Regions from separate parts of the Mus musculus genome. Here region 2 is linked to region 1. The links are chromatin contacts, found by Hi-C or POLR2A ChIA-PET in ENCODE. All regions are on one chromosome and are shown on one strand. Each heading gives the region's core, a stretch centred on a gene start or an enhancer-like site at or near the end of the contact. The rest is flanking DNA. Distances are from core to core; before and after follow the strand shown. Region 1 holds the start of Rpia (ribose 5-phosphate isomerase A). Region 2 holds the start of Mrpl35 (mitochondrial ribosomal protein L35).

Region 1 (6,641 bases), core at 2,196-4,695:
CTAGTGAGGGGAGCTATGAAGTAAGACTAAGTTGCAGTAGAGACCCCATTATGCCGAAAATGCCAAGACTGTAGGATGCCGACCAATGAAAGCTATAGGCAATGAGTGGGGCTGCCCCAAGAGAGAAACTGCATGTGCTTTAGGTGGCAGACCTAGAGGGTCAGGGCTACCCCAGGATGTTGGAGTCTGGTGATACCGATAAGAACCCCAGATGCTGGTACAGGGTTTGGTGTTTGCCCTGCTGGGTTTCTGTCTTGGTTTGGTCCGGTTTATTTCCTTGCTGTGTCCCCATTCTTGCACTTTGGGATGGGAATGCTCACTTTGGGCCATTGTATATTGTAATTTATTTATTTATTTATTTTTTTAAGTTTTCTTTTTTTCCCATTTTTATTAGGTATTTAGCTCATTTACATTTCCAATGCTATACCAAAAGTCCCCCATATCCACCCACCCCCACTCCCCTGCCCACCCACTCCCCCTTTTTGGCCCTGGTGTTCCCCTGTACTGGGGCATATAAAGTTTGCAAGTCCAATGGGCCTCTATATTGTAATTTATAACTTGTTCTTTTCCACTACCAGGGATTGATCTACCGTGCTGGTCAAGTGCTCTATCGTCTACGGTGGTTGTAACATAAACTGTCTTGTTTTGCAGGGGCTCCCAGAGAATGCCTTAGTTTTAGAAGAAACTTTGGGCTTTAGAAAAACTACAGAACTGTTAAGATTTTGGGGATTACAACAAAGCAGACTAAGAGAAGGGTACAGGTGAAAGGAAGGACACTTGTAGGGCAGCCTCCGAAAGGGGGAGTGGAGTTCAGTGTCATTGAGATACAAATAGTGTGAAGGTTTAAAAGGTCTACTTTTATCTTTTATGTGTGTGATGCCTAAATGTATGGCTGTGTATCATGTGAGAGGTCAGATGAGGATGTCCGATCCCCTGGACCTGGAGCTATATGTGTTTGCAAGCTGCATGATGTGAGGTGCTGGAAACTCAAGTCTGCCCTCTACAAGAGCACCAAGCGCTTATCTCTCTAGGCCCTGTCTTTTGGTTTTTGAAGCCAGGGTCTTGCTATGTTGCCTAGGCTGACCTGGAACTCTGCTATTTAGGCAGCCTGGCCTGGAACTCCCTCAAATCCACGTACCTCTGCTTCCCATGCCCTACAAACAGTGAAGTTTTGATAACGTGCTTAGTCCTATAGCTAATGGTGCTTACTAAAGGACAGGAATTCTGAATGACTGAAGGCAGAGTGTAGCGTTGAGGCATGGAATGTGTGCTATTCTATCTTGCTTCAGATACACGTTGAGGATCTTTTGTGTGTGAGCAGCAGCCTGATAGCCTGCACAGAGGATGAATGCTAAGCACAAAGTAAGTAAAGAATAAAGGATCGAGGAAAGACCTTCTGAACTAGTGGTGTAATCCTAGCTACATCCTAGCATATGGGCTGAAAGTTCAAGGGATGCCTGGGCTACGGAATGAGGCCAAGGCTGGATGGTCAGCTTAGTGAGACCCTGCTGCCAATGTCAGGGGGGCATGTGGCAGAGACCCAGCTTCACAGTGCTGAGTGACTGCAGGAGTCAGAGTTATTTCCAGAGACGTCTACTCTGGTGGATCCAGGATCCAAGTCATAGTTCAGTTTATTATAAAGGGGTTTTATTTCATATTTAAAGATGGGGTTAATATGAAGGGAGATACTATCTGTTTTGCAGCTTTATGTCAACTTGACACATGCTCGCCATCTGAGTGGAGGGAACCTCAGCTGAGAAAATGACTTCATAAGATCGTCCTGGAGGCAAGCCTGTAGGACATTTTCTTAATTAGTGATTGGTATGAGAGGACCCAGCCCATGGTGGGTGGGGCTCCATCTGTCCTGGTGGTTCTGGGTGTTGCAAGAAAGCAGGCTGAGTAAGCTGTGAGGAGCAGGCCGGTAAACAGCACCTCTGCCTCCAGGTTCCTGACACTGTTTCCCTCAGTGCACTGTGATTCAGGACATATAATCCAAATGAACCCTGCCCTCCCCAAGTTGCTTTTAGTCATGGTGTTTCATCACAGCAACAATAATAATTCTACGATACTACCCTTGTATGGATGTGGTCTCCTCAAGAGGGAGTCTCATGTAAGTGTCCAATCAATAGCGGCACACCTGATTATGGTGGGTCCTGAAGTTACATTTGTAATGGTGGCTGAAGAATTTTCTTCTTCTTTTTTTTTTTTTTTTTGGTAAAGGAGACTATCGAGTGGTTTCTGAGTGCCTTGGGCAGGATTACAGTCTGATAAAGATAAAACTCAGGTTATAAAAGTTGCAAAAAAGCATTGTGACCGGTCTTTATTGTTCCTAAGGGTTCCTGGAACATTCTAGCTCTTGGGGGTTGCTGGCACATGCCTTTTGCAGGCACACACCGTTAACCTCTGCTCTGGGGAAGGAAAGTCAGGCTGATCTCGGTGAGTTCAAGGGCATCTTGGTCTACAGAGTTCCTGGACAGCCATGGTTGCAAAGAGAGATCCTGTCTCAAAACACACAAACAAAACAACAAAAAGGACTTCCAGACCTATTTGGTGATGTAATCCCATATCAGGAAAAATGCTCCAAGTTCCAGGCCAGCCTGGACTGAACTCTACAGTGAGTTCAGGCCACTGGGACTGCTGAATGAGACCAAGAACTTGCAGCAAACTAAAGGCAGAAAAGGGGAAGCCCGATAAGGTACACTGGCCTGTGCGCTCGTGACCGGGCTCCATTTAGACACCCTGCATCCAATACCAAGAGCAGAACAATGTCCAAGGCGGGAGTTACTGATTGAACTTGTAACCTTGGGTTTGTGAAGGTCTAGCACAGACATCAGAAGACCTGGGAGTCCCAAGTGTGTCATCAATGAGTGACTCTAGAGCACTGTAAGAAGATGGCTCTGCCGGTAAAGTACTGACTGACACTACCAAGACGGTCAGATAACGGACTTCTGCAAGTTGTTCTTTGGCCTCCACAAGCACAACCTAAATAATACAATGTAATTAAAAGATTTTTTTTAAAAAAAGGCCGTTGTGTTGGTAGAACCACTTGCCTGAGGATTCGCTTACAACACAGCAACGTTCTCATTTGCTGGGCAAACAAGGTCAGGTTTTTAATAGTGTCTCTCTCTTTTTCTAGAATACGCGTACAGCCGGAAAGGTTCTTGGAGTTCACCTAAAGGTGTAAACACTTGACCCCAAGGTAGGGAGTTATTAGCTTCCTAGACAGCAGTTACCCGGACCTTCCGGACAGAAAGTCTGGAGTCAAGGCGGGCGATTTGCACACTAGGGTCGATCGTATTGTGGGACTTGTAGTCCCGAATGCAGAAGGGCCTAGGAACCACTGTCGCCGTAGGACTACATTTCCCAGCAACACGCATTTAGTAATACGCGCGGGGCAGGTTGCGCAAGCGAGCGGGTTTCCGGAGGAGTTGGGGGTGGGGCGGCCGGAGAGGCTGGAGCGAGGCGGCGGGATGCAGCGCCCCGGGCCCTTCAGCACCCTCTACGGGCGGGTCCTGGCCCCACTGCCCGGGCGGGCCGGGGGCGCGGCCTCGGGCGGGGGCGGGAACAACTGGGGCCTCTCGGGTTCCCACGTGCAGTTGCCGGGGCGTGCACATTCGGAGACCCGCGGCGACAAGGGAGGCTCGAGCGCGGGCGGCCCGGCCCCCTCCACGATGTCCAAGGCCGAGGAGGCTAAGAAGCTGGCGAGCCACACGGCGGTGGAGAACCACGTGAAGGTGGGCAGCTGGTGACGGCGTGATGGCTTCGTGCTGCGCGCCCAGGGCACTGCCAGGGTGCGCCTGACTCCTGAAAGGGCGAGGGTTGCGAGAGAGGGGAGAGGATGAGCCTTGTACCCGAATTCGCGCTGTTCTTCCCAACCCTTGAAAGGCCTTCTAGACCCCGAATGGGTGGGTGTCAACTCTTCCCCCAACTGGAGCCTTTTCTACAAAGATTCCCTGTCCGGCTGGAACTGGGTGCACAGTAGAGCCTGGCTGTGCTCTGTTTTAGAGTCTTGTCAGGCTGTTAATGCGTGCCTCCTAATCAGCCCATTGAAAATGGTGAGCCCCGAGGCTGCTGTTCTTCACTTCTCACTTACCGCGAAGCCAGCGGAGGGCTGTTTTGCAAAGTGTTTTGAAATTTTACTCCAAACAGGCTTTTCAGCTCCTCCCGCTGAGGAGCTAGAGTGCTGTCTTTACAAAGAAGCCATCAGGTTACTGTTGACAGGGCCGGGTGGCCAGACATCTGGAGGTGCTGCTTTTTAGGAGGGGTCCAGATGTTTTGAAGTTAGTAAGGCTGTGTCCACATTTGTTAAGTGGCTGGTGTGGTGCTCTGAGTGGACTCTTAGTGTAGGTGGGTTTGCTATCCCGTATGTAGCAGGTTAATTATCTTAATTGTATTACTTCTGTTGCCCTGTGGTGAAGTTTCCTGGTCTTGTTTTCTATTTCTTAGATCGCGTTATCAGAATCCGTATCTTCGTTAAAGGGAATTCTTTTCACTTGTTAAAGCTATGCTGCCCAAAGTTACTTTGCAAAGACACTGTTCTTAGAGCTTTATCTTCCTGCCTAGGGTGAGGGTGGCCTGAGTGGGCGGGGCCGGGTCTGATAACCTCAGGCTTGCCTGTTCTATAGAAGAACACCATTTTTGTTTCAGGCAGGGCTCTTATGCCCTTCTGTTCTAGGGTAGCTTTTTGCTCATCTAGTTAGCATAGGATTTTATACTTGAATTAAGAGGTGTGAGGTATGAATATGAATTTAAAATGTGTAATTTGGCTCTGTGTTTGGAACACAGTGCCACAGGGGTAAAACTGGGACAGTAAAGAGAGATTTCAAAATGCCTTTGTGAAGTGACTTAATAGATTGATAAATGAAATCCATACCTCAGGAGAGCCCATTATCTTAGTTATCCTGTTAATGTTTAGTGGTACACGTCTCCTTGACCTTTGCCTTATCGTTATGTATTTGACTAAATTAAAATCTGCAAGCCTTCCCCTCATGTTCCAGCCATATTCAAAGGACTTTACTACTTTCAGTTTTCCCTTGGCTTTTTTCTTAAGGAGACTAGGAGACAACGATTTCCTCTTCCTATTTTGAAACTCAGGTTGGCTTTGAAACCCTCCCTTCCCCTCTGACTGGCTGGCTAGCACATCTCAAGGGAGGAACTTGATATGTGGACTGTGCTAGCTTTGAAATCTACCTGCTTCTGTCCGAGTGCCGGGATTAAAGGTGTGTATCACCACTCAGCTTTACCCACTTGATTCTGCCTCCCAAGGGCTGGCATTATAGGTAGGTGGCACACCCAGCTCCCTCTGATCTGGACTCCCAGACACTTCAGCGTGACCTATGTTCTAGTTTTTCTGTGCGTTTCTCTTGCCCAAGTCCCTGTGAGCTGTGGGAGGAGACTTAGTGCTATCTATACATTCAGCATTGGGTACAGTGAGGGCTGCCTAGGCAGTGGTCAGTAAGTTGTGTGGAGTGGGAACACTGATATGGACGTTGGGGGTTGTGGGTTTGGTGGCCCTTTCGTAGGCTCTCTGAGTGTGGGGTTTCCAGTCCCCTCAGCCCGCTGGTGTTCCACCGTGGCTACTTCTACTCCAGGGTAGATGGAGAACTCAGAATTCTCAGTTGAATCTTTGTCACCAGGTCCAGACCTGCCTGATTCTAAAGGTGTAGTTACCTCAGAAGGGTTAGTGTATACAGCTCTGCTATCTTCATGGTTTGTTTCTTCATCCTTTGCTCTCTGTGGAGCCTGGGCTTTGATTTGAGATTGGCTTAGCCTGAGGAAACTAGTGGGCAGACAGTATTAATATTATTATTAGTATTTTTTTTTTTGAGACAGAGTCTTATTAGGTATTTTTGACTGCCCTGGGATTTACTATGTAGACTTGGCTGGCTTCAAACTCACAGAGATCTGCCTGCCTCTGCCTTTCTAATGCTAGGATTAAAGGGATACATCACCATACTTGGCAGTTTTTGTGTTTTTAATCTGGTAGAAGCCTGTTTTACTGACATACTATTCCAAACTCACCAAATACACCAAGAGCCTTAGCCCATCGAAGCCAGCCTTATAGAGTCATGAGATTACCACATTGGACTTGATAGCATGCTGTTTAGCATTGCCTTTTAGGAGGGTTATCAGCTGTCAGGCCAGTTTGCAGGTAGCGATTCACCAATTTGGCTTTGGCTATGGCACTCACTCCCGGACCTGTTATTTTGTTTGAAGGTGGCAAGATCTGGCAGACCCTGCAGTTCATCTAGAATAGAGCCTGTCTGATGTACTGAGTTGACCTTTGTGCTACATGCCTCCTAGGACTGATGTGAGCTAAAGAGGAGTCTGGTAATCAGATTTGGCCTCAGGTCAAATGTGAAGGTCAGGTTACGTTTACCTAGGCTTTAAGAAATGGAGGTGTTCACTATTATTTGGATACTTCACATCTTGATATTTAGCTGTCTTAAATACTTTGTTAGGTTCCTTTATTTGACTCCCTTGCATTTTGAGTTCGTGGGACAGCTGATGACTTTATTAGGTGCACTGCCTTCTCGATGGCATCCTGGCAGGTGAAATCGGTAAAGTTGGCTCTGGTAGGTAGGCTGAGCCTCTTGGTTTATTTGGTGAGTTTGGAAGAATATGTTAACCTGGGCTTCTAC
Region 2 (6,590 bases), core at 4,056-6,555, 1.0 Mb before region 1:
AGCCCCCCCCCCGAAAAGGTTAAATCTTAAAAAAAAAGAAAGAAAGAAAGAAAGAAAGATAGTTGTGATGGCACTTGTTTGTAACTCTTTTGCTTGGAAATTAAGACAGATCCCTGGGCATCCAGTCTACAGTCTGTGAACTTGAGAATATTTGAGAAACCTTGCCTTAAAAAAGGAGAGGGAATAGAAATGGCTCATTAGGTAAGAGCTGTGATGGCTAATTTTTATCAACTTGACACAAAGTAGAGTCACCTGGGAAGAGTGAAACTCAATTGAGTAATTACTTCTATCAGACTGACCTGTTGGCATGTCTGGGGGGGGCATTCTCTCTCTTTTTTTAAATGTTTGTTTGTTTATTTATTTATTTATTTATTTTAATGTATGTGAGTACACTGTAGCTGTTTTCAGACACACCAGAAGGTGGCATCAGATCTCATCTCACAACAGATGGTTGTGAGCCACCATGTGGTTGCTGGGAATTGAACTCAGGACCTCTGGAAGAGCAGTCAGTGCTCTTAACCACTGAGCCATCTCTCCAGCCCCCCATTCTCTTTACTAATGATTAATGTGGCAAGGCTCAGCCCATTACAGATGGTGCCACCTCTGGACAGGTGGTCTTTGGTTGTATGAGAAAGAAAGATAAGGGGGATGAGGGGAGATGCAGAATTGCTCAGTGTCAAGAGCATGTACTAGGCTGGAGAGATGGCTCAGAGGTTAAGATCACTGACTGCTCTTCCAGAGGTCCTGAGTTCAATTCCCAGCAACCACATGGGGGTTCACAACCATCTGTAATGGAATGTGATGCCCCCTTCTGTGCGTCTAGAGACACTGACAGTTTACTCATAGGCATAAAATGAACAAATAAATCTTAAAAAAAAAAAAAAAGAGCATGTACTGCTCTTGCAGAAGTCCAGAGTTCAATTCCAAGCACCCACATCAAGCACCCACATGAGGTTGCTCAAAACGGCCTGTAACTCCAGCTCCAGAAGTACCCAGTCAGTACCTCGGACCTCCTGTGCACATGGGCACTCCCATGCACATACCCACACATAGACACATACTCATGTATGTAATTTAAAATAATGAAGAAAATAAACTAAGTAAGCCAGTAAGCATCATCCCTTTGTGGTCTCTGCTTTAGTTCGGATCTCCAGATCTCTGTCTTGAGTTCTTGCCCTGCCCTGACTTTCCTCAATGATCTATCATAACATGGATTTATTAAGCCAAATAAATCCTTTCCAAATTGGTTTTGGTCGGTGTTTTATCACAGGAACATCAAGCAAACCAGGACAAGCAAACTAGGTCACAAAACCTATCACTCTTGCAAGGAACCTGAGTTCAGTTTTCTTTTTTATAAATAGAATTTATTTTTTTATTTTATATGCATTGGTGTTTTGTATGCATTTATGTGTATGCAAAGGTGTCAGATCCCCTGGAGTTGGAGTTACAGATAGTCCTGGTCCTCTGGAGGAGCCATCTTTCCAGCCTTCCCTGAGTTCAACTTTCAGAGTCTAGATGCAGTGTCCCCCAACAACTTGAAAGAACAGTTCCAGGGACTCTGATATGCTCTTCTAGCCTCAGAGGGCATCCTCGAATGTGGTATACACATGTATACATGTAAATAATAGTACATATACACCTATATATCTATGCATATTTTAAAGTAAGATGGCTCAGTGAGTAAAGGCACTTGTCACTAAACTTGAATGTTTGATCCTAGAATCCCATACAATGGAAAGAGAAAACCAACTCCTGAAAACTGACCACTAAACTCCACACATGAACCACACACACACATTTGCACATTTTAACATAATAATATATACATGCACACCAAACACACCACACACAAAAACCACAATATGTTTTATGAAAAAACTTAATGCCAGACAAGTTAATCCCTACTCCCTAAAACTCCTAGGGTTTTTTTTTGTTGTTGTTTGTTTGTTTGTTTTAAAATGTGACTAGATTTGGGAGTGATGGCACAAACATATAATCCCAGCATTCAAGAGGCAGAGGCAGGACCAAAAAAAAAAAAAATGAACAACCAAAAATAACAAAATGTTACCAGGATTATACTAACATCATTTGGAAAATTTGTGTCACATAATTTCCCTATTTAAGAAGGTACAGTGACTCCTTTGCCAATCAAACTACCTTTAACTATGCTGGCAGATGGATCCTAATAAGAGCCCTAGCTGTGCAAGATTGAACCACGGGAGAAGCCAAATGTGGGGTATCCACCTGCAAACCCAGAATTCTTGTGGTGAGTGAGATGAGAAGCAGACAAGAGCCTGAAAGTTCTTGGACCAGATAGGCTCAAATATGTAGCACAGCAACAGAAACATCAAGTGACCCTGCATCAACAGAGTAAGGGGAATGGAATCCCAGAATTAGTCCCATGCATGCATATGTGTGTGTGTGTGTGTGTGTGTGTGTGTGTGTATGTATGTATGTATGTATATATACATGTGTGTGTGTGTATCCCTCACACTAAAAAGTTAATCCTCACGCATATCCACACACACAATAATTAGTAGGGGTTTTTGTTGTTTGTTTGTTTGTTTTTGAGACAATTTCTCTGTGTACCTCTGTGTAGTTCTGTATCCTGGAACTCACTCTATAGACCAGGCTAGCCTGGAACTCAGAGATCAGCCTGTCTCTGCCTCCCTAGTGCTGAGATCAAAGATGTATGATGCAGCTGCTACCACTACCAGGCTTAATTAGTAGTTTCAAAAGAGCCTTTATGGACATATCATTGACCTTTTACTATATATGGACTTTACCATATATGGATGATTTTGGACTCCAAATGGCCACCGTAGGTAGGTGGCAGACTGACATGACAACAGTGTTTCAGACTCACTACCCAATTACACAGCCCATGTCTCGGAGAAGCAAGTATAAATGTCTTGAGTGTTTTTAAAATGTGATTGAGGTAACCCGTGGGGAGTCCTGGGACTCATACAGAGGAGCTCATAAACTGAAAATTATTGTTGTAATGGTAAATTATTATTTGCCTTTTTATTCTGGTAATCACATAATTGTACAGAGATTACTTGATTTATTAATATCACAAGAAATTGAATGTAGAAGCAAATTTCATAACTCAGGGATTTTTAGGTTTTTGATGCTTTTCTTGTTTTATTTGTTTTAATAAATAAGGTCTCACTCTTGCCCAGACAGGCCTTTAACTAGAGGCAAGTTGTCCTGCCTCAAGTTATCAAATACTGTGATTACAGGCATGGATCACCATGTATAAATGGGCTCTTTTATGTATTTGTTTTTTATGCTGGACCTTAGATTTCTCACAGTTATTAGTTTTGTTTAACATTAGTGGATTTATGATTGCTATTTTAATCATGTGTGGTAAGCAAAACAACCAGACCCTCAGGATGTCTTCTTTCTTCTAATCTCTTTGGATATGGTACCTTATAAGAAAAAAACATTCTGTGGATATAAGAGTCTGTCAATCCTACTACGAAGGAGGCAGAAGCAAAAAGATCTCTAAGTTCAAGGACAGCCTGGTCTACACAGATTGTCTCAGGCTGGCCAGGGCTACAGAGTGAGAACATGTCAACAAAAACCAAACAAACAAAAGCCAGAAGAAGAATTTTTTGTAGCTCAGTTATTGCAGGCATTCTTAGCATGTAGGAGTCATGAGTTCAATTCCCAGTACTAAATATATAGTATTTTTGAGATGAGAATACCACTTTTTATTATCTGGGTAGGTCAAGTATGATTATAAGATTGAAGGAGGATGGGAGGAATAAGACACTGTCTTTGCAAAATACAAAACTAGGGGCTGGAGAGATGGCTCAGCGGTTAAGAGCACTTGCTGCTCTTCCAGAGGTCCTGAGTTCAATTTCCAGAAACCACATGAGGACTTACAATGACACATGGTGACTCACAACCAGAAGGGGATATGATGCCTTCTTCTAGCCTGTGGATGTTTATGCAGCAAAACAATAAATAAATAAATAAATAAATAAATACAAAAGTGTTCATGAGCCAAGGATTTCAGACATTTTCTAGAAACTGGAAAAAAGCAAGAGAAAGGACTTCTCTTCTAGAGCTTCCAGAAGAATCACAGCCTTAGTATAACTTGATTTTTAGTCCTTGGAATTTATCTTAGATTTCTGGCCTACAAAACTCTGATAGTGAATTTATGGCATTTAAGTCACTGAGTTTGTCATAGTTTTTGTAGCAGCAGTAGGAAAAAGACAACTGAGTTTTTTTTTTTCAAGATTTATTTATTATTATATATAAGTACACTGTAATTGTCTTCAGACAGCCCCAGAAGAGGGCATCAGATTTCATTACAGATGATTGTAAGCAACCATGTGGTTGCTGGGATTTGAACTCAGGACCTTCGGAAGAGCAGTCAGTGCTCTTAAAAGTTGAGCCATCTCTCCAGCCCCCTATTTTTCCCAATTTTAAGTTTTAGTATAACAAATACCAGTAGATATAACCATATAAGTTAAAGCTCTTTGAATTTTCAATAATTTTCTGAGGTCTTCAAGCCTCAACCTGCTATGGAGCTGTTACCCTAGGTGTAGCCACCACTACTAGTTCCTCAATAGAGTGTAAGAGTCCTGAAGCCAAAAATTGAACCGCCACTCTCTAAATGAGATTTGTGGGGTGTTTGTTTTTCTTGTTATTTTGGACTTTTCTCTTCCCTTTTCACCTTAATTTTTGCTTTTTTATTTTCGTTTTAAGTGTCTTTACACAATCCATGCTGGCTCAGCAGCAGAGCCTGTAATCCTTGTTATCATATCTATACTGGCAGTAAGGTCACTTGGAGTACAGGAGTCCCAAGTCACCTTCGGGATCTTGGAAGACCTTGTCTCAAAAATGGGGAAGTTGAGTTGGGGTATAGGGGAGGAGTGTAGCTCTCACTTTTAATCCCAGCAGCGGGTCTCTGTGAGTTCGAGGCCAGCTTAGGTCTATAGAGCTAGTTCCAGGTCAACCAGGGCTACATACATAAATCTAAAACAAAACAAAACAAAACAAAACACACAACAACAAACAAACAAACAAAACCCCCAAAACCTGTCTCAAACAAAACAAAAGCAAACAAACAAAAGTTTAGACAGTACCAACTCCTGCAAGTTTTTCTCTAACCCCCATAAGCACGCAGGGTCGTGCGCGAACCCAAACATAAAGGCAAAATAAGTAATTAAGAAGACGGTGGTTTAGGGCAGAAAGGCAAGGTTCAAAGAGCTCAACCTTGGCCACGCCTGTTCCCTTTAGTTCCGCCTCCTCCACGTTTCTTATCCTTTTGCTTTGTAACTTTGAGTCCACTGCGGCCACCGTAGGCAGGCTGCAAGATGGCGGCTTCCATCTTCACGGGCGCCGTGAGAGCTGCCTCAGGTCAGTGTTCTATTGACAGCTTCACTGAGAAGAGGGTCGGCGCGGGAGGGAGTGGGAATTTAGTTTGGATGTTAACGAGGAAAGAAAAACAAGATGACTTGAGGTCGGAGGTTTGCTGCGCGATACCTTGCACAGTGTAGTGCCCATGACCCGCGTTCACTGGATCCACCCTGCCCTAGGAAGCACACCCGAGACTGAGGTAGAGGAGGTGAGGGTGACACCCAAAAGTCCGCTTTTTTAAAAAATCTGATTTAGAGGTTCAACCACCTCTCTCAACTTTGACCTTGAGAGTCATATAATTTCTCTGAGTATTTTGGTTCTCTAGCGGTAAAATGGGGCTTCCTCCTACCTGTGGGTTAAACAAGTGTGTAAAGCATCGAGTATCTGGTCTCCTTGAGAACCGTGTGTAATTACCAGGAGCCTGGTCAAATTCGTTTTGAAGTACACCCCTCTGATGGTAGCGGGGCGGGCTTTAGGAGTGAAGGCAGAACCAGATAGGAAATTAAAAGTACTCAAGTATGATAGGGGTGATCAGTAAGCGACTTGCACACAACTTATACTGTAGAGATAACATTTGTGGAAAAATAGGCAGAGGACCAAGAGGGAAAAAAGTAACCATATAAAATTTCCAGGTATTAGAGCTTAAAAATGGAACTTTTGTGAGTTATGAAATGTGTATATAAAAAGTTTATATTAGGGGACATACGTGTAACTAACACCAGTTCAAGCCAAGCCCCTTTCCACCCCGTGCATTGCCCCGGTCATTATTCCCATAGCCACTTGAGCAACTATACCTTCATCTCTCAAAAGCATATTTTGTCTAGTTTTGAACTTTACATTAATTTATATACAATATGTCTAGTGTAATGTCTGGTTTTTATTTACTCCAGTGTGTGTGTGTGTGAACCCTTTTGATTTCTGACTGCTGTATCTTCTTTTCTTTTTTAAGATTTAAAAATTTTATTTATGTAAGTACACTGTCGCTCTCTTCAGACACACCTGAAGATCCCATTACAGGTGGTTGTGAGCCACTATGTAGTTGCTGGGAATTGAATTCAGGACCTTTGGAAGAGCAGTTGGTGCTTTTAACTGCTAAGCCATCTCTCTAACCCTCTTCCTACTCTTCTTCCTCCTCCTCTACCACCACTACCACCACCATCACAACCTTTAAATTCTTTTTTTTTTTTTTTTTAATGAGACAAGGCCTCATTATGGAG

The links. A loop is a pair of places that touch in the nucleus more often than their neighbours do. ChIA-PET counts read pairs that join two places held with the same protein, here RNA polymerase II (POLR2A).
Region 2: a map of gastrocnemius shows a loop between it and region 1 (6-fold over the local background). The contact joins the promoter of Mrpl35 here to the promoter of Rpia in region 1. A Hi-C loop is called at or near these places in 1 of 37 maps with a recorded cell type or tissue (gastrocnemius). POLR2A ChIA-PET finds 5 or more read pairs at or near these places in 1 of 5 experiments (embryonic stem cell).

Annotation. Positions count from the first base shown.
Region 1 is chr6:70,788,979-70,795,619 of GRCm38, reverse strand. Rpia (ribose 5-phosphate isomerase A) reads left to right here and starts at 3,445. Exons shown (of 9, transcript NM_009075.2): 1 at 3,445-3,734. The coding sequence starts at 3,471.
Region 2 is chr6:71,822,499-71,829,088 of GRCm38, reverse strand. It overlaps Mrpl35 (mitochondrial ribosomal protein L35), which reads left to right and starts at 5,305. Exons shown (of 4, transcript NM_025430.3): 1 at 5,305-5,373. The coding sequence starts at 5,331.